Linked DNA regions of Homo sapiens: region 2 is linked to region 1. Evidence: read pairs that join two places in POLR2A ChIA-PET (ENCODE). Cell type or tissue: Caco-2. All regions are shown on one strand. Each heading gives the region's core, and the rest is flanking DNA. Links, peaks and the distances in the headings are about the cores only. Region 1 overlaps LOC124902807 (potassium/sodium hyperpolarization-activated cyclic nucleotide-gated channel 4-like). Region 2 overlaps HSD17B12 (hydroxysteroid 17-beta dehydrogenase 12).

What was found. ChIA-PET counts read pairs that join two places held together with the same protein. Peaks named below come from ENCODE experiments on the same cell type or tissue, not always from the same donor. Only the 100,000 strongest peaks of a DNase experiment are listed, where the experiment ranks them.
Region 2: POLR2A ChIA-PET joins it to region 1 with 10 read pairs; 3 of 35 experiments call an interaction of 5 or more read pairs at or near these places.

The regions. Positions count from the first base shown.
Region 1 is chr11:43,569,257-43,579,292 of GRCh38, forward strand. The region is part of intron 2 of LOC124902807 (potassium/sodium hyperpolarization-activated cyclic nucleotide-gated channel 4-like); the gene reads right to left. MIR670HG (MIR670 host gene) reads left to right here and starts at 50. Exons shown (of 2, transcript NR_131246.1): 1 at 50-317; 2 at 511-1,144. It also overlaps a transcript of HSD17B12 not described here. RefSeq lists an enhancer at 6,099-6,841 and silencers at 7,763-8,057, 9,953-10,002. In Caco-2, for the core only: CTCF peaks have their summits at 4,185 (motif pointing left) and 7,959 (motif pointing right); DNase peaks (open chromatin) are centred at 6,414 and 7,918; H3K4me3 peaks cover 1,455 bases; H3K27me3 peaks cover 1,066 bases.
Region 2 is chr11:43,705,997-43,716,032 of GRCh38, forward strand. All of the region lies in intron 1 of HSD17B12 (hydroxysteroid 17-beta dehydrogenase 12), which reads left to right. Among named protein-coding and RNA genes, the nearest start is that of HSD17B12, 30 kb to the left of the region's middle. In Caco-2, for the core only: no CTCF peak of the experiment used is centred there; no DNase peak of the experiment used is centred there.

The sequences.
Region 1 (10,036 bases), core at 1,956-9,955:
TGCCCCTTCCCCTAAAAACAGAGTGATGTCATAATGGTATCAGAATGGCACTTGCTGATAACAACACAGAAATAACAAGGGCAGACTTTCTGCAGTGTCTCCTGAGCAATTGGTTGTCATTGTCCTAAACAGAGCAGCTAGGTTAAAAAGATTTATCCATAATGTAACCTCCTGGCCCTCAGCTATGGGTGGAAGCAGCACTTTCTGGTTTGACCTCCTAATACCACAAACTCCACTTTGCCAGAAAAGTGACTTCTTGATGAATAGTCTGTTCAGATAGGCCAATTTGGAGTATATTCATATTTGGCCACCTGCTGGTAAGACTGATCATCCCCTTGCCCAGCTGTAGCTTTGAGCATCTGCCCCCATGTTGCCCCCATCCCCAGTAAAGCCAAAATGGTCCCATCGAAGGAGGGGAGGGGAGAGCCTGGAAATGAACACTCCCAGGGAATTGTGAGTGATGGAATGTGGATTGCTGACACCATGTCCCTTTCCTCTTGCTTGTTGTAGGAGCGTCAATGACCAAGAGGAGACCAGATGAGTTTTCAAAGCAGTCCTCAAACACCCAGGACACACCTCATCCTTTACCTCGTGCTTTCTGCAATGTTGCTGTTCATGTTCATCTTCCTATTAACATTTGCCATAATAACCCCTCATTGACCACCATCATTCCTCCATCCACCACCAACTCAGCTCCTTCTCTAAAGTGCCCTCTAATGGGCAGTGGCTTTGGTCTCTGTTTGGCAAATTATGTCCAGAGGGTTAACATTAATTTCTCTTTCTCCTATTCCTCCCTCATGCTAGATTCAGTCCATCACTCAGCCTCCTGTCAGGAAAACCATAGCAAATCCTACTTTCTGCTAAAATGAAGTTACAAGACACTTTTCCAGAGTAGTCACACTCAATGAAGGGACCCAGGGTGTATCTGAGTGTGATGTAATTGAAACCACATGGAAAGACTAGAAATACCTTGCTCCCAGTCAGATATAGTGAAACAGCTTACTCAAGACTGGACTAAGATTTAGAATATAGGGGGGCTAGGGAGGAGAAAGAGAAAGATCCTCAGAAGTGGATTGTCCCTGAATACAGGATGAAATCATCTAGATTTTTTTCTCCAATTAAATTTGCATTTCATTCAACCACATTGCAATGGCTTCATACTGGGCATTTTCATTTGAGACCCAAGGCTTTTCTTCATGGGTCCTGAGCCACAGGTTCCTGGATGGTGAGGTAAGTGGCATTTGCCCGCACTGTCTAGGGTGGTTTGTAGTGCTTTGATAAACCCTGTGCTGATGAGTCAGATCCACCCTGTTAGGCCCTAAAATTTGTCCTCTATTGGTCCCTCTTTACCCAAATGCTCTTCAGGGATCCTAGCCCAGACATAGATGTTAGTCCAGCCTCACAATGTTAATTTAGACCTCTATAAAACCAAAACAGATCCTGAGGATTGACCAAACCAGAATTTGTTGTCTCTTTCTCAAAGACAATCACTACTACAAAAAGTGTAGCTCTCTGAAAACCCACCATACCTAGAAAGTGTATTTTCTCCCCTCCCCTTTTCTTTCTACTTTTATAGGTAAGCTAGCACTGATGGAAGATACCAGGTTTTCAAATGTGAACTGAAGTCTCTCTTCTCATGACAAGATTCAGATCCAATTCATTATTTAACTAATAGCCTCTCCAATAAGTACAAAAAATCTTGCCTATCCAGCAGATATGTTAGTCCATTATTCCTCTATGTCCCCCAGCCTATACTTATTAGACTAGGAATTAAAGAAATACAATCCCCATTCTTTACTCTTGGCCTACCAGATATAGTGATCCAAGCTTAGTAGATCAGCAGCTAATTGCAAGGCTGCTTTAATAGTGAATGAATAAAAAGTTCTGCTAATTCAGACCTACCCAACACCCATGAATTTGTGATTGAGCTATCTCTCTGCCTGCTGAATTCAGGTAGATAAACAACTGTCCTTCAACCACAAGGTTAAGGCTAAACTTATGCAGGTATCTCTAAACATGCTGCAGATTGTTCTTTTCTCTCTGTGGCCATGCTTCCCAACCCCTGACACCTTTCTATTTAGCCTCTGCTAAGCTCAAGTGTGCTGGAATCCTGATCCCTGCCCCAGCCTCAGCCCCCTATCATGTGCTTGCTTTAGCTCCCCTGTCTTTGCTGAGATCCTCACCATGAAACCAACTCTAGGTATTCCTGAGTGACTCTCTAGGTTCTCATTCTCTCCAATGTGCCTTTTATCAGCAAGGCATGGGAAAACCTATCATCTGGTTCTCCAAGGTGTCCAGCAGTTAGAATGGCTGAGAGGAGGGCATTTGAGTTTGCCCATCGATAATGGGGTTGTGCGAAAAGCAGATATTGTCTCAACTGTTCTGAAGTTGAACAATGTTACTTTCAGGTGAATAGACTGTTGAGACTATTTTGAGTTGTTGATGGCAACCAAAAAAAAAGGGGGAAGGGGTGGAATTACAGTCACTTTCCTCCAGCATCCAGTGGTCCTTAAAACTTTCACCCTCAAATCTCCAAATATGCTGGCTTCTAAGAAGTGCTTTCCAAGACCGAATATACTTCTTGATCAGGGTAAGTGATGAAAATGTGTATTTAACAAGGGGAGGGGATCTTGAAATAGCCTGAATTATGCATGCTGTGGCCTATCTACCCCCACCGTGCTAATGGCTCAGCCTATAAAGTTTTCAGAATCAGAAAAATAATCAGAGATGCTAGTTTCTGAAGGAGCGACGGAGGACTAGGATGACTAGCTAACTCAAGGTGCATGTAGACTTTCTGCTGTTCTTACTTTAGGAAAGGTTTCTTGGAAGACTGGACCAGGGAGTTCCTAATTCTTCCCTGGACCATCTCAGGGGCATCCTCGGTGTGAGTGGAAGCATGCTTGGATGCAGCAGCCTGAATGAATGTCAAGTTCACTGCATCTCCACCACAAACTGGTTGGTTTCAGGCAAATCCCTTGAGTTTTGGATGAGGCTAAACCAGCTAGGGCTTTCCTTGAAATAGGATGGAGGGGTCTCTTCTCACAGGCAGAGAGCCTTATTCAGGGGGCATCTATTCGCTAACAGGCTTCTTAGGAGGAATAGATCAGTCTCGTTATTCAGAAAATGTCTGAGAAAGTCCCAGACACCTCCAACTCCACATGTTGGGGGATAGACCTGGAATATTAAAGATCAGAGGTTGGAATCGAGGCAACATGATGGAGTGATGTGGCATGAGTATTGGAGCCATACAGATATGAATTTGATCTGATCCTTAGTTTTGTAACTTCAAGTTCTAAGACTTTTAGACAAGCTGTTTAAACGTTATGGTCTCCATTTCCCTAGCTTTCAAATGGGAAAAATAATAACTGTTTTGGGAGTGATTTCTATGCTCAACAAGCCTAAGGGGTAGGTACCATTATCATAATGACACCTAGAGAATTGCCTTAAGGATTAAATAAAGCTTCTTATGTAAAAGTGTCCGGCACAGTGTCTGGCATATAGTTGAAGCTGAAAAACTATTGGTTTCTTCTCTCTCCCTCTTTTCCTTAGGCCAAAATAGTTCTGCTCCCTGATGAAGACACCTTTAGGAAAAGAGGAATCCTTTTCCTAGACTTCCTCCCTGAGGGACTTCCCTTGGTTGATATCATGGGAGCTGGACTGTTTTTCCTTCTCCAAATCCAGTACATTACCTACTGGCATTTTTCGTGGTGCTTGGGGAGGAGACAGTCGACGCAGGCAGGAGTTTCTGGGCTTCGCTCACCCTGAAAGAGAGGAGACTCAGTTCTTTTCAAGGGCTTCGTGATAAGCAGCCTACTCCCACAAGCCCTCTGGGGGAGCATTGGGGGAACGAGTCCTCCTCATGCTTGGGATGCTCTGGAATGAGCTGGCAATGCAGAAGGCGGTTTTCACCTTGGACAGGTTCCACATCAGTCTATTCATTTGCAGGGTCTTTAGCTTGACTGCTCAGACAGGAATTGGGCACCACAGCCCTTAGTACAGGATGATGAGACAGCTCGGGAAGCCAATTTCACCAGCTCCAGCCCAGACATCCTCCAAAGGACCTGACTGAGGAGTAGGGGAAATGGAGATGCTAGCTATGGAGGTCTAACTTTCTGCAGATGTTTCTGCGGAGCTTCCAAGCCCCTCTCTGTCTTGATTACTGGAGCAAGACAGAAACAAGGCAGAGAGGCGCCCTCTTCTGGGAGGGAGGAGCAAAGACATTGAATCCACCAGGAAGCCGGCGTTACACCAGCATAATTTTGGCTGCTGCCCTTAAAGTTCTGATGTGCATTTCTTCCATTTCCAACGCTACCTTACTTGTTAGGACTAGATTCTGGGTTTGCTTAAAAGTTGTTAAGTGATTTTAAATGAATCTGTCTTGATCTCAACATCAGACACAATAACACTCAGCCACTATATACAGCATAGAAAGCAGTTACATTCTAAAGTGCCCTGCTCTGTATAGTTTCAATAGTCCAAACAGAAACCATGTGGCTTCTGTGAATGTGCCCACACACATGAATTTATGCTTACACATACCTAATTTCATATCTAAAAACATACCTACTCTGTGCCTTTAAAAACATGTTTAGCCTGACATTTTCATTAATCCAAGGAGACTTTATTGAAACACTGCCGGCGTCTCCTGTCCATCTGGCCACATTTGATGACCCCATGTGATAAGTCATCTTCAGTGCAAGAACCAGGGCCGCCTCCCTCTCATTGATATTTCTCCTGACTGCACACCTCCCAACTGCAGCAACATTCTCACATGCATGCATGTATGCAATCGTGAGCTAAAAATAAACAGCTGCTGATGGGCTGCCAGAGGGTGTCCTCCATACACAGCAGACGTCCTCTGTCTCCCTTTAGTAGGCACAGCTAAAGCCACAGACAGGAATTGAGGGTAGTGGATGGGCTAAGCTTAACCCCAAATCTCTCAGGCAAGTTACAAAGAGTAGGAGATCCTGAAAAGGGAGATGACACAGCTGAGGCCCATGATCATTCTCTCCCAGGCCTTGTGCCCCAAATCCAAGTGATAACCTCTGGAAAAGTGTTTACTGGCATCAAAGGAAACCATTGCAGGGAAGGTCGATAATTAGGGTTAAGAAAGAAGATCAGCCATTCCTCCAGCCATGATTGTAAATAGCTCTCTGCTTTCTGGTTTTCCCCCTCTCAGGGCAGAAGTTATCCAAGTGGATCTAGGATATGTGTGCATTTAAGGAGGGTGATTTGTGTGCATGTGGTTTTGTTCAGATCTTCCAATCTGCAAGAATTCTCCCCACCTCCATCACTCATCAATCAAGAAACCCTTTGTCATGCTGAGGTGTGGCATTTCTTCTGCTGAAAACCTCAGATTCAGACACACCCCACACACCCTGAGACACACACATCCACACACACATGCACACCCTTCCTCACCCTTAGGAAGCAAGCTCCATTCAGATTGGTTTAAAAATAGCACTAATCCATTGAGCTCATTTTTCAGGGACATTATTTTAAGCAGAAAAAAGATATCCTGGTCTTTGAGAGGGAGAAAGGGTAAACGTCACCTCGCCTTAAAAAGTCCTGATAATGTCGCTGGAGACTAAGCATTTGCAGTCTTTGTTGAATTTTCTCCTCCTCCTACCATTCAACAAAAGTTATTTATTCCAGAATACCCTGCTATCTGGGTATTTATAGAGGTGAGTTTCCTCTTCGGGTGGAGAGCAGAGGGGAAAGCCGCAGTAGCAAGCCGGACACTCCCCTCTGGGCGCTCCCCACCGCCAGAACTGACGCCTTCGAGGGCGGTGGATTTGTGAATCAGCTCCCCTTTCCCCCACACAGGGGAGCCCCTAAATGGCTGCTGGCCATTTGCAAAGGGTTGTGTGCATGTGTGTATTTAATTGCAGGCTTATTTGTTTCTGCTCTGGGAGTCTGTCCGTCTCTCTGTAACTCGGATCATTGCTCTCTGGGAAGCTGTATAACTGGCTGATTCCGTGGGAGACCAGGCAGGATGCGTGGGCGCAGGAAACAGAAGAGGGAAAAGGAGGGAGAAAAAGAGAGCAGGAGGGAGAGAGCGGGAGCCTTAGAATCTGTTATTTGCGTCACTCGAGGAGCCGGGGCTATCTGCCCGACAAACACACAGAATTAATCCGAGTTACAGCCATAGCTGTCTATGCTACAGTGACCAGATGAGAAAGGGCGGGGAAAGGACGCGCGCGGGAGCGTGTGCACGGCCGAGTTTGCATTGGGCGTCTTGGGAGAGTTTGGGGAGGGGGCTGTCCTGCTGGGCACGCCCCTCGGGGCCCCGCTTGCCCGGTGCAGACTAGGCTGCAGCCTGCTCTGCAGCTGCCCAGCCCAAGCCTGGGGTGGCGCCCGCCTCGGCCGCCTCGCCTGCTCAGTGGCTGCGTGGAACACAAAGCGCTGTCTCCGAGCAGAAGCGTCTTCTCAGCTGAACCAGACCCACCAAAGAGGAGAATCTGCACGTGACGTCAGTAGCTGATGACTGACGCAGGCTGGCAAAGGAGACTCAAGGCGGCTGCTCCGCGCTGCCTTCATGAGTCTATTTTCTCCAGCCCCCTCGTAGTGAATTACTAGAACGCAAAACACACACACAGACACACATATGCAGCTTTCAAAATATACATTTCCAAAGGCGGTGTGTTGCAAACACAACGCGATTTTGCAGAGCGTGGGTGGGAAACGTGGGAAGGGTATGGATGATTTTTTTTTTCCTCATCTGGGAATCTCCATCGTGGATAGCAATCGCTTCTAGAGCTCTCCTGGGAAGCTCCTCTGGGGAAGGGGCTATGCCCCCCCACCCCCTACTTTCCTCAGCATGTAGGGAATCTGATCAATGGAGACATGCAGCTCTAAGAATACAACCACTCCAACGCCTTCTGCTCGGGGAGACTGCGAGGAGCTTGCAACAGGCAGAGACAGATGGGAGTTAACGGGAGGGAGGGAGAATATAAGAAATATTTGGGTATTTTTCTGATTTGAAAAACATTTTCTGCAGTTATGCAAGTGAGTCTGGTGGTGCAGGAAAAAAAAGTGAGGAGGGGGCGTTTAATGCACATTTAATGTTTTGGAAGTAAGGTTCCAGCGAAATGCCTTTGTGTGTGGAGGTTTTTTCAGTACTTGCTAAAAATAGCATCAGGGTTTGATCGTGTTCCAGAAATAAACCGAGGGCTGTACTGGGATAAAAAGCCAGCGCGGGTGGAAGAAAACCTGGACATCACCGCATTCCTCCCCCCACAACTATGTCTGGAAATTAATTGTTGGATTTTTCCTCTCCTCTCTCCTCTTTCCATCCACTTTCTCTTTCCTCCCCCTATGTTTCTCTTTCTCTCTCTTAAGGAGTTCCCGTTTGGGTAAGTAATATTATGTCATGTGCATGCCGCAGACTGTGAGTATGAGCTGACGCTTACTTTGTGCATGCTCCGGGGTTCTTTTTTGGCTGCCTTTTTTGCCCCTTCTAAAGAGGATAGTGGGACTGACTAGGGGGTAAGGGGTGTAGCTGTGTGCGTGTGTATGTGTATAATGAATTTGGGGCTGCATGCAAAGAAACCGAGAGAGGGAATTCTTGCAGAGCCGGGAATCACCCTGACGAATCTCTGAATCAATAGCTGCTGCAACTCTCTCTCGCGTTATGGGTCGGCGCTGTTGAGCTCGGTTTTCTCGATGGCCCCCTCCCCTCCCCATTTTCTCTGTCTTAAAGGATGGCCAGACACGATTTAATGGGCCATATCTCTGAGAGATTAATGGAGACTGTGCAATATAGATCAAAATTGCATGGATGGGGTTGGGTAAAGAGAGGGAAAAATCTCTACTCCTTTGACAAACCTCCCTTTTGGTTCCGGTCCGGGAACTAAGGACGGCGACCCTGGTTCGGGCTGGCCCAAGACTCGGTTGCTGTCCACGGAAGATAGGTGCTGAAAATGCCTTGGTCCTCAGTGAGTTCAGTTCCGTGCGCCAGGGGGCGGGGTTGGCGCCAGCTGCGGTTAGCCCCGCCCTGGATGCAGGAGAGGGATACGGGGACGAGAGGGTTAAGGATGTTCAAAGGGATAGTCGTGACTTCGGTGAGAGCTTTGGGGGGAAGGAGGGGTGAGTGGGAAGGAAAGGAAAAAAGATTTAAAGGAGGGGGAGCGAAGTGTTAGATTCGAGGATGAGCCAAGGCCCGGCGTTTCAGGAATGGAAGGCCAGTGGCTCACCGGCTTTCCCTGCAGAGGCCAGGCACTATCCGGGTCTCCATTCCCAGGATCCCGCACCTTCCCGCCAGTGGGTTTGAAAGATTTCTCCTCGGTGATGGTGACTCAAAATAAGAGCCTATAGGTTGTTTTATTCGGACCCTCGTCCCCTCCCACTTCATGCCCCCCATACCCCCGTATTCTGTAATTCCCGGGAGGTGTGTAAAGTAGTGTGGTGTGGCATTTTTCTTATTATTCCCCCCTTTTCGCATGCTAGTCATAGAAGCCCCAAGTGAGTTGGTGGAATTAGTGAATTAGAAGCCAAAGCACAGGAGTTGCTGGTGCGATGCGCAGAGAATCCAAGCTAGGGAACATCGCGGGGCGCCTTAAAGCCAAAAGCTAAAGGAGTCTAAATCAGCCTGAAGGGAAATTGGGGAGGAGGTGTTCTCTAAGTTGCCAAATGTTATTGGGAATACCATCAGCTCTCTGGGGTTGTGGGCTGGACCCAGACTGAGATTCAGTGCAGTCAGCTCCAGACACTTTGGCCGAATCTGTGGCCAGACAGGTGAGGAGGGAGGAAGATTATCAGAGGCAGAGGGGGAATGAGTATCACGCGCACACAAAGACATTCATGCTGATTAACTCCAGGAGAGGGAGAATAAAAGTACATCCTCAAGCTGGCCCGTGAGGATGGGCTGTAGACTGTGGGAGAAATGAAGCACTCTTGCAGGTCTGCAGTAAGATTTGTGTACGTGCAGGAATATTTTATATGTTTATTAAAAAATATAAACTCGGGACGGTGAGGTAAGTATTAGTGGGGCTAGCCTTCAGGACAGAGAAGAGACCAGGTCTCTCTGCTTCATTCACCCCTTCCCTTCTGTCAACAGCCTCTGGCTTTAGTGACCTGACCCCGATACAGGGTAACAGGGGTGCAGCCCGGGCCGGGGGATGAGAGGGTGGGTGAGTTATGTTTAGCTCAGAAGCCGTCCCTCTCTCGGAAGGTTCCCTGACTGAGACTGAATATTCAACTCATAATAGTAACAAGGGCTTTTACCGATGTGCAGAATAACACAAATAACGCTGCAACCCACACTTTGTCTTGACAATTCAGTTCAAACCAAAGCTGCTCACAGCCTCTCGGCCCACCCCGCGGCCTCCTCGTCATTCACTGGGACCTACTGGTTCCCTTTCCCAAGCCTCGCCCCTCTCAGCCCTGCAAGTTGCGTGGTTGTGTTTACAAATTCTGCCACAATTGCAAAGGAAATAGGGGTGGGGGGAGCGGTCGGGGCGGGAGTGGTGGTAGCGCCAATAAAGCACTTGCAACACGTGGAGCGGTGGTTGGGGGGAGGTGTCCAAGAGTCAAGAAGGGGGCGGAGGGACACCCCATGGCCTCATTTCCACCTCCCCATTCTTCCCCACCCCTTCTCATTGCTTGGCACAATGCACAAGTTTACCCCCCGAACTGGATCCTATTAAATAATTCAATGGTAGCGGTGTAATTTTGGTTGGAACCAGCACGGATTCCCAAGTCGTGACTGCAAAAAGTGAGTAATGCGCGCTGGCTGCGTCATGGCTCTAGTCACAGTTCATTCCGAACTGAGAAGGAATCGTGACTTCGCCTGGAGACGTCCCCTACATGGGAGATGGGGGGCGGGGGGGCACCAAATCAGTGGGGACGGGGGTGGGGGGGAAGACCTATCCAATGAAAACCGCTGCCAGGGGGGCATTTGAACTCCGTCGCTTGCTGTCTCGCTGTCCCCTCTCTGCCCCGCGCACCTCGCTCCCCCTCCCGGCCGGCGCTCGCAGTGGCGCGCCTGCTCGCTCTCCCGCTAAGCGACGAGTCTTCAACAAGTTGGAGGAAGGCA
Region 2 (10,036 bases), core at 1,187-9,186, 140 kb after region 1:
AAATAGAAATGGTGGGGAAATGTACCATCCGGGTCACTGAAAAGCTGGAGCAAAGATGTATGGAACTCAGGGACATGGACTCTACTTTGCATCCCTGGTGGGGTGGGGGTGTGTCCTTACTGATGTAGACTTTAAGAACCATGAGAGCCTGATGTGTGTGTATAAATATGGCTTTAAAAAAGAAGACAGAGATTGTTTATCTTTAATAGCAGTAATATAAGGCCGAAGTCTAAAAGGACTCTAGGATAATAAGAAATGAATCCTCAGGCTGGCATGATGGCTCATGCCTCTAATCTCAGCACTTTGGGAGGCCGAGGTGGGCAGATCACTTGAGGTCAGGAGTTCGAGACCAGCCTGGCCAAGATAGTGAAACCCCGTCTCTATTAAAAATACAAAAATTAGCCGTCATGAGGATGCATGCTTTTAATCCCAGCTACTTTGGAGGCTGAGGTAGAAGCATTGCTTGAACCTGGAAGGTGGAGGCTGCAGTGAGCCAAGATCACATCACTGCACTCTAGCCTGGGCAACAGAGTGAGACTCTGTATCAAAACAGAAAAAAGACCTCAGTCTGTGAAGACTTTGGTCATACACTATTGCTTGGGGTTTAAGGGAAGCTGCCTTTTTGGTTGGGGGTATCCTTTCTGATAAAAGAGATTCAGTAACTTAGTCAAGCTTTGCTCTGTGAATGAAGGGGTGTGTGTGTGTGTGTGTGTGTGTGTGTGTGTTGTGGGGGGTGGGTGTGCATTCTTTTCCTGCCTTCTGGTTTTATAGGAGAAATACTCATTGGGTCTTGGAAAGACGACACTTCCTGTGTTTAAGGTACAGTATTATGCTGACTAGTAAAATAATCTTAATTCTTTGATAATGGGCCAAAGGCAAGTACAAGATGAATAGGAAAGCTATTATTACAGGTTTTAATTTTGAAAATTTTATGCCTCTTTTTCTATTTTTTGTTATATTTTTATATTACTGTCATTTCTGCCCCTTATTTGGTACTGATGCCTCATATCAGGGATATGACATATACCATAGATATATCATCAAGAGTAAGATATAACATCAGAGAAGTTATATCGTCTATTCTTAGGTTCTCTCCACACCCCATAGTTATTCTTTTATTTAACTGATTCAATAAATTAATTGATCACCACTGGTATGTCAGACGCTTTGCAATGCCTAGGGGTGTAGCAGTGAACAAAATGGGCAAAGTCTTTGCTCTCATGGAGCCTGCATTTTAATGAGGAAAGATGGACAATAAGCAGACATTTGGTAAGTTTGGTGGTGAAACGTACTAAGAAGAAAAATAAAGTAGATGATAGAATAATAGAGGAGGATAGAGAGGAAGTTTGTATCCCTGCTTCTTTGCATAGGATGATGGTTAGGGAAGATTTTCTCGATACGTTGACATTTAGACTGAGACCTGAATGGAATTTCTTTACTCCACTCCAACCATACTGGCCTCTTTGCCATTCCTTGTGTATTTACAGCACAAACTTTGTACTAATTTATCCCTTTGCCTAGAATACTCTTCTGAGAGATAGTCACAATTTAAATAAGTAGGGAAAAGGATTGGGAGTTATCAGTTGTGTTACCAGGCAAATGGAATTCCCTCTTCTATTAGAAGTGCAGAGGATGGGTCTGGCAGCCATTGAATTGTGTAGAATTATGGTTTCTTTAGTGAATCACTTCTAAAATAACATGCATAATTTGTTTAAATATACATGATGTTTAGGATAATTTTTTTGAAGACTTAATTAATCTCACCTGTTATTTTTCCCGCACTTGTTACTTTACAAAAATTAAAGTGGACTATCTAACAAAAAACTAAGTTGTCTTGGTCAGTTTGGGCTGCTGTGACAGAATACTATAGACTAGATGGCTGAAACAAAACAAATTTATTGCTAAAAATTCTGGAGGCTGGGAAGTCCAAGATCAAAGCTTCTGATGTCAGGTGAGGGATTTTTCCTGGTTTGCAGATGGCTGTCTTTCATTGTATCTTCACATGCTTGTGTCTTTTTTTGTAAGGGCATTAATCCCATTAATAATTACCTCCCAAAGGCCCCACCCGCAGATACCATCACATTGGAGATTTAAGCTTCAACGTATGAATTTGGGGGGATGCAAACATTCAGTCCCAGAGCATAAGTTATAATATTTTGTCAGTTGACCTAATAAAACATGATATCCTGGGTAACAGCATAGAGGTAATCACATTACTTTTAACACAAATAAAAGCTTGGAAAGCTTTTTGGTAAGCTGAAGAGGAATAACAGTTTTATTCTAATGCAATTTTTAAAACAACAATAGGCTATTGTTTTACACATCTCTCTGAAAACTATACATTTATTGACTTTATCTAGAAGGGCAGTAACTATGTATCTCTTTATTAATCTTTCTCCTAAACATACTGAAAATATTTTGCAGTACACCCTTAGGACTTATTAGGTTTATAAAGAAAAGGCAGCTGTGAATGAAATGCTGAATTGCATCCCCCATTGGATCAACTCTAAAATAATTATGCAAAAAATAAGAATAACCCCATTTTTGCTGAACATATAAATTTTATCATTGCAAAAGAACTGAATAGTTCAACACCACATTCTCATGGAGATGTCTTACTGGGACCGCAGTAGTTGGGTGTACTATTGTTGAAAAAGATAATTTCTATTTGTATGTAGGTTACTCTGTGCCTAAAATGGATCATTTCTACCATCGTATTTTATCTTCCTTGTTTTCCACCTCATCTTTTATTTATACTTCATAGATCATGATATTTGGAGCATATTTGGCTATTAGCCAATTAGTGCTTATCTTTTATAATGGTTTTCAAGGATAACAGAGATAAATTAAATTCCAAAATATTACTGAAACATCATTCCCAATAGCAACTATAACCTTCTTCTCGCCCGTGCTTTTTCTGGAACTATAGAACAGACCAAATGAGATTTCACCTTTTTTTTGTTTTTAAGCTAACTGTGCCCTCCAGTGGAGAAAACACAGGGCAGTGAAATAGCTCAGGTAAGAAGCAGCAGAGAGGAGAGGATGTAACACAGCCAGGTAAAGTTCAAGCTGCGTAGCTGTTTTCTACATAAAAGAAAGAAATTGTTTTCACCCCTCATAAGCAAGACTTTTTTTTTTCTTTTTTTTGAGACAGAGCCTTGCCCTGTCGCCCAGGCTGGAGTGCAGTGGCATGATCTTGGCTCACTGCAACCTCTGCCTCCCAGGTTCAAGTGATTCTCCTGCCTCAGCCTCCCGAGTAGCGGGGATTACAGGCGCGCACCACCACACCTGGCTAAGTTTTGTAATTTTAGTAGAGACAGGGTTTTGCCATGTTGGCCAGGCTGGTTGCAAACTCCTGACCTCAGGTGATCCGCCTGCCTTGGCCTCCCAAAGTGTTGGGATTACAGGCGTGAGCCACTGCACCTGGCCCATAAGCAAGACTATTATGCATAAGTCCTCCTCTTGATGAATTTGTTGATGAATCAAAGAAGGATATATTATCATTTCTCTGACTTAATGTCTTTGATGCAATGCTTTTCAGCCTTTTGTCCTCTCTGGTAGGATGTATTCAGTTTTTGACACATTAGGCAAGTGTAACAGGAGGTGAGTAATTGGATTTTTTTCTCCCCTAGAATGAACTCAAATGATAACTTTTAATTTTTTAAATTTTTTGAACAGATGAAAGAAAACCTTAAATTAAGTAGATATAAACAAGAAACATTTTGCTGCTACTTGTATATTCAAATCATTCAGAAAACTATGAATTGACTATGACTCCCCCTTTTTTGAATAGAAAAGGGAGAGAGTTGACCTGACCTCTGTGGCTTGGCCTGAACTTGATCTCTTGGTGAACACTGGGCTTCATCAGTGTGAATGGTGACTATGTGTGACTGAGCACCTGTGAGGGTTACAGAGGCACGTGTTCAGAACATGGGCTGGTATGTGTGCAACTCTGGGCTGGGGAATGGAGCCAGGTTTAGGGGATGCTAGACTGCCTGTGTTTCTGCCCTTCCAGGGAGGGAGAACTAGGTAACTAAGTTGAAGCTGAAATGTTAAAGGAGGCTTGATGGTTTTGTGTTGGTGGAAATTGGGAGATACGTTTCCCTAAAAGAATATAGTGGGTGATAGTTGAGAAACAGTAAACAGAGGCTTTCTTTTTCTTAACTCTTATAAAACCCTGAGCCAACTATCCTTACAATGAGTTGTCATTTGAAGTTTTCTACATACTCAAGAAATATGTTTCCTTATCTTATTTTAATGGAGCGTATCTTCTGCAAACCTTTTTACAGTTAGAGTGATTCTTAAAATTTAGGCACATACAGGACAATTAGACATAAAAAGACTTGACTTACAGATTTTAAAGCAGGGATCCTTGCATGGTAGACTTTCAAAATGATAGTATCTTTTACTTGAACCATCTTTTGCAAAGTAACATAAATATCTCAGAGACACTGCCAGAGCGAACTCACTTTTAGAAAAAGCAGGATATGTAAACTTTTAGTGATAAATTTTGAAATTCTTGAGGGGAAATGATATGTGATTTAAGTTCCTTCAAAATAATTTATCTTTATTTTATTTTTATTTTAAATAATGAATTATGTTTTAAGATCTGATTCATTCTGAACTATAACTGACTCTAGAGGGTGCTTAATGAGCACTGAAGACTTCCTAAAGATTTATATTGAAGATGATTTTTATTAAAATGAAGTTTATTTGGGGTTTTAATCCAGTATTTGAAAATAAACCATATTTTGCCCTCCCAAGAGAGCCTAGAGCAAAAATACTTAGTTGTCAGTATTTTTTCGTTTTTTTGAGATGGAGTCTTGCTCTGTTGCCCAGACTGGAGTACAGTGGCACGATCTCAGCTCACTGCAACCTCCACCTCCTGGGTTCAAGTGATTCTCCTGCCTCAGCCTTCCGAACAGGTGGGACAACAGGTGCATGCGCCACCACGCCTGGCTAATTTTTGTATTTTTAGTAGAGATAGGGTTTCACTATGTTGGCCAGGCTGGTCTCGAACTCCTGACCTCAAGTGATCCACCCACCTTAGCTTCCCAAAGTGCTGGGATTACAGGCATGAGCCACCGTACCTGGCCTAGCTGTCATTCTTTTTAAAGTAGGTAAATAATTTACCATTGTTCTTAGAAACTCTTTGAAAATTCCATTGAATTTGTGGGATTTCTATAAACTACCTTTGAATCATGCTTTTGAAAGCTTGTTTAATATTTCAAAAGAAAAGAACCTACTTCATGCATATAAAATATAAATCTTAGTACTGGATTAGTGTATCATTTTATAAATTTAGTTGTTTGCACAGATATTTATTTTATCTTTAGAAAGAAGCTATTCAAAAAGCACATTCTAAAGTTAGATTTTACAGAACATTTAGGTTTTAGAGTAATGTATGCTTCTTATATTTTTAGCAGGTAGAGTACTTTTAAAACTATGGTGTGTTTTTTTGTTTGCTTGGTTGGTTGGTTTTTTTTTTTTTTTTTTGAGACAGGGTCTTGCTCTGTTGCCGAGGCTAGAGTGCAGTGGTACAATCACGGCTTACTGTAGCATCAGCCTCCCGGGCTTAAGTGATCCTCCCACCTCAGCCTCCCAAGTAGCTGCAGCTACACATGTGTACTACCACACCTGACTAATTTTTATATTTTGAGTAGAGACGGGTTTTTGCCTTGTTGCCCAGGTTGGTCTCAAACTCCTGGGCCCAATTGATTTGTACACCTTGGCCTCCCAAAGTGCTAGGATTACAGGCATGAGCCACCACACCCGGCCTACAGTGTGATGTATTAATTTGAAGAAAATTTTCAGACTTTTCAGATGGGAAAGCTTTTAGAAAATTGCTGTCTTAACCCAAACTTCAAAGATGGTGATGATAAAGATATACATTGTAAAGCAAAAATAAAATTTGAAGGGCCCCCCAGCCCCCTGCAGCCATCTGAATGGACTCCCTCATCAGCAAGGGCACTGTAAAATTTAACCTGAAAGACTGACTCAGGCCATGAAGTAGGGGTTGGACATGCCTCATTATACCCCTCCAGCATTAACATCAACACAGACCTTAAGTCTGATAAGAAACATTTACAATCTATTTTCTCTGAAGCCTGCTACTTGGAGGCTTTGTCTGTATAATAAAACCTTGGTCTCAGCCTGGCGCAGTGGCTCATGCCTCTAATCCCAGGACTTTGGGAGGCGGAGGCGGGCAGATCACGAGGTCAGGAGATCAAGACCATCCTGGCCAACATGGTGAAACCCCGTCTCTACTAAAAATACAAAAATTAGCTGGGCATGGTGGCATGTGCCTGTAGTCCCAGCTACTCAGGAGGCTGAGGCAGGAGAATTGCTTGAACCAGGGAGGCGGAGGTTGTAGTGAGCTGAGATGTTGCCACTGCACTCCAGCCTGGCGACAGAGTGAGACTCTGTCTCAAAAAATGAAGAAACAACCAAAAAGCTTGGTCTCCACAACCCCTTATCTTAACCCAGAGATTTTTTTTTCTACTGATAATAACTCTTTCAACCAATTGCCAATCAGAATATGTTTAAATCTACCTATGACCTAGAAGCCCCTCCCCTGCACTGAGTTTTCCTGCCCTTCCAGATCTAACCAATGTAAATCTTACGTGTATTGATTGGTGTATATATCTTCCCTAAGATGTATAAAAGCAAGCTGTACCCCAACTATCTTGGGGTACAGCTTCTGAGGCTGTGTCATGGGTGCGTCCTTAACGTTGGCAAAATTAACTTTCTAAACTGACTGAGACCTCTCTCAGATTTTGAGTTCACAACGTTTACAAAAGGTCTGTGTTATAGTGAGAAAACTTTGCTAAACAAAATGAGTTATCCTTCATTGGAGTATTAGTCATTGCAGAGAATGAATGTTAATGTAAACTTTTACATGATGTCAGCCTATGAAAAAGTGATGTGTTTCCATACTACCCGTTTGTTTAACATTTCTTCAGAAATATCACACTGTTTTCATTACTGCAGGCAGAGAATCATATTAGAAAAATTCAGTAATTTGATGTGAAACCTATGTTTTACTCATTGAAGGCACTGTTATCCAACAGAACTTTTTATGATAATGGAAATATTCTGTATCTACACTGTACAATTTGGTAGTCACCAGCTTTTTTAAATTTTTTTGTTATACTTTAAGTTCTAGGGTACATGTGCACAACGTGCAGGTTTGTTGCATATGTATACATGTGCCACGTTGGTGTGCTACACCCATGAACTCGTTATTTACATTAGGTATATCTCCTAATGCTATCCCTCCCCCTCCCCCCACCCTACAACAGGCCCCAGTGTGTGATGTTCCCCTTCCTGTGTCCAAGTGTTCTCATTGTTCAATTCCCACCTATGAGTGAGAACATGTGGTGTTTGGTTTTTTGTCTTTGCGATAGTTTGCTGAGAATGATGGTTTCCAGCTTCATCCATGTCCCTACAAAGGACATGAACTCATCCTTTTTTATGGCTGCATAGTATTCCATGGTGTATATGTGCCACATTTTCTTAATCCAGTCTATCATTGTTGGACATTTGGCTTGGTTCCAAGTCTTTGCTATTGTGAATAGTGCTGCAGTAAACATACGTGTGCATGTGTCTTTATAGCAGCATGATTTGTAATCCTTTGGGTATATCCAGTTATGGGATAGCTGGGTCAAATGGTATTTCTAGTTCTAGATCCCTGAGGAATCGCCACACTGTCTTCCACAATGGTTGAACTAGTTTACCGTCCCACCAACAGTGTAAAAGTGTTCCTATTTCTCCACATCCTCTCCAGCACCTGTTGTTTCCTGACTTTTTAATGATTGCCATTCTAACTGGTATGAGATGGTATCTCATTGTGGTTTTGATTTGCATTTCTCTGATGGCTTGTGATGATGAGCATTTTTTCATGTGCCTGTTGGCTGCATAAATGTCTTCTTTTGAGAAGTGTCTGTTCATATCCTTCACCCACTTGTTGATGGGGTTGCTTTTTTCTTTTATATTTGTTAGAGTTCTTTGTAGATTCTGGACATTAGCCCTTTGTCAGATGAGCAGATTGCAAAAGTTTTCTCCCATTCTGTAGGTTGCCTGTTCACTCTGATGGTAGTTTCTTTTGCTGTGCAGAAGCTCTTTGGTTTAATTAGATCCCATTTGTCAATTTTGGCTTTTGTTGCCATTGCTTTTTGTGTTTTAGACATGAAGTCCTTGCCCATGCCTATGTCCTGAATGGTATTGCCTAGGTTTTCTTCTAGGGTTTTTATAGTTTTAGGTCTAACATTTAAGTCTTTAATCCATCTTGAATTAATTTTTGTATAAGATGTAAGGAAGGGATCCAGTTTCAGCTTTCTCCATATGGCTAGCCAGTTTTCCCAGCACCATTTATTAAATAGGAAATCCTTTCCCCATTTCTTGATTTTGTCAGGTTTGTCAAAGATCAGATAGTTGTAGATGTGTGGTATTATTTCTGAGGGTTCTGTTCTGTTCCATTGGTCTGTATCTCTGTTTTGGTACCAGTATCATGCTGTTTTGGTTACTGTAGCCTTGTAGTATAGTTTGAAGTCAGGTAGCATGATGCCTCCAGCTTTGTTCTTTTGGCTTAGGATTGACTTGGTGATGCGGGCTCTTTTTTGGTTCCATATGAACTTTAAAGTAGTTGTTTCCAATTCTGTGAAGAAAGTCATTGGTAGCTTGATGGGGATGGCATTGAATCTATACATTACCTTGGGCAGAATGGCCATTTTCATGATATTGATTCTTCCTATCTATGAGCATGGAACGTTCTTCCATTTGTTTGTATCCTCTTTTATTTCGTTGAGCAGTGGTTTGTAGTTCTCCTTGAAGAGGTCCTTCACATCCCTTGTAAGTTGGATTCCTAGGTATTTTATTCTCTTTGAAGCAATTGTGAAGGGGAGTTCACTCATGGTTTGGCTCTCTATTTGTCTGTTATTGGTGTATAAGAATGCTTGTGATTTTTGCACATTGATTTTGTATCCTGAGACTTTGCTGAATTTGCTTATCAGCTTAAGGAGATTTTGGGCTGAGACGATGGGGTTTTCTAGATACACAATCATGTCATCTGCAGACAGGGACAATTTGACTTCCTCTTTTCCTAATTGAATACTCTTTATTTCTTTCTCCTGCTTGATTGCCCTCGCCAGAACTTCCAACACTATGTTGAATAGGAGTGGTGAGAGAGGGCATCCCTGTCTTGTGCCAGTTTTCAAAGGGAATGCTTCCAGTTTTTGCCCATTCAGTATGATATTGGCTGTGGGTTTGTCATAAATAGCTCTTATTATTTTGAGATACGTCCCATCAATACCTAATTTATTGAGAGTTTTTAGCATGAAGGGCTGTTGAATTTTGTCAAATGCCTTTTCTGCATCTATTGAGATAATCATGTGGTTTTTGTCTTTGGTTCTGTTTATATGCTGGATTACGTTTATTGATTTGGGTATGTCGAACCAGCCTTGCATCCCAGGGATGAAGCCCACTTGATCATGGTAGATAAGCTTTTTGATGTGCTGCTGGATTTGGTTTGCCAGTATTTTATTGAGGATTTTTGCATCAATGTTCATCTGAGATATTGGTCTAAAATTCTCTTTTTTTGTTGTGTCTCTGCCAGGCTTTGGTATCAGGATGATGCTGGCCTCATAAAATGAGTTAGGGAGGATTTCCTCTTTTTCTATTGATTGGAATAGTTTCAGAAGGAATGGTACCAGCTTCTCCTTGTACCTCTCGTAGAATTTGGCTGTGAATCTGTCTAGTCACCAGCTATTGAGAGCTTGGAATGTGGCCAGTGTGACTGACGAACTGAATTTTTAATTTTGTTTCATTTTAATTAAAAATTAAATTAATAGCAATGTGTATCTAGTGGCTACCCTGTTGGACTGCACTGATTTTAAGTCCTCCTGCTAGGTGATAGGTGTATCTGGGATTGAATTATGACTCTGATGGTGCATATGTGTATCTGTTTAGTCCTTTGAACTTTTATAATCCTGCCTGAGGTACTATAACATGCAAGCACCTTGTTTTCAAATAGCCACAT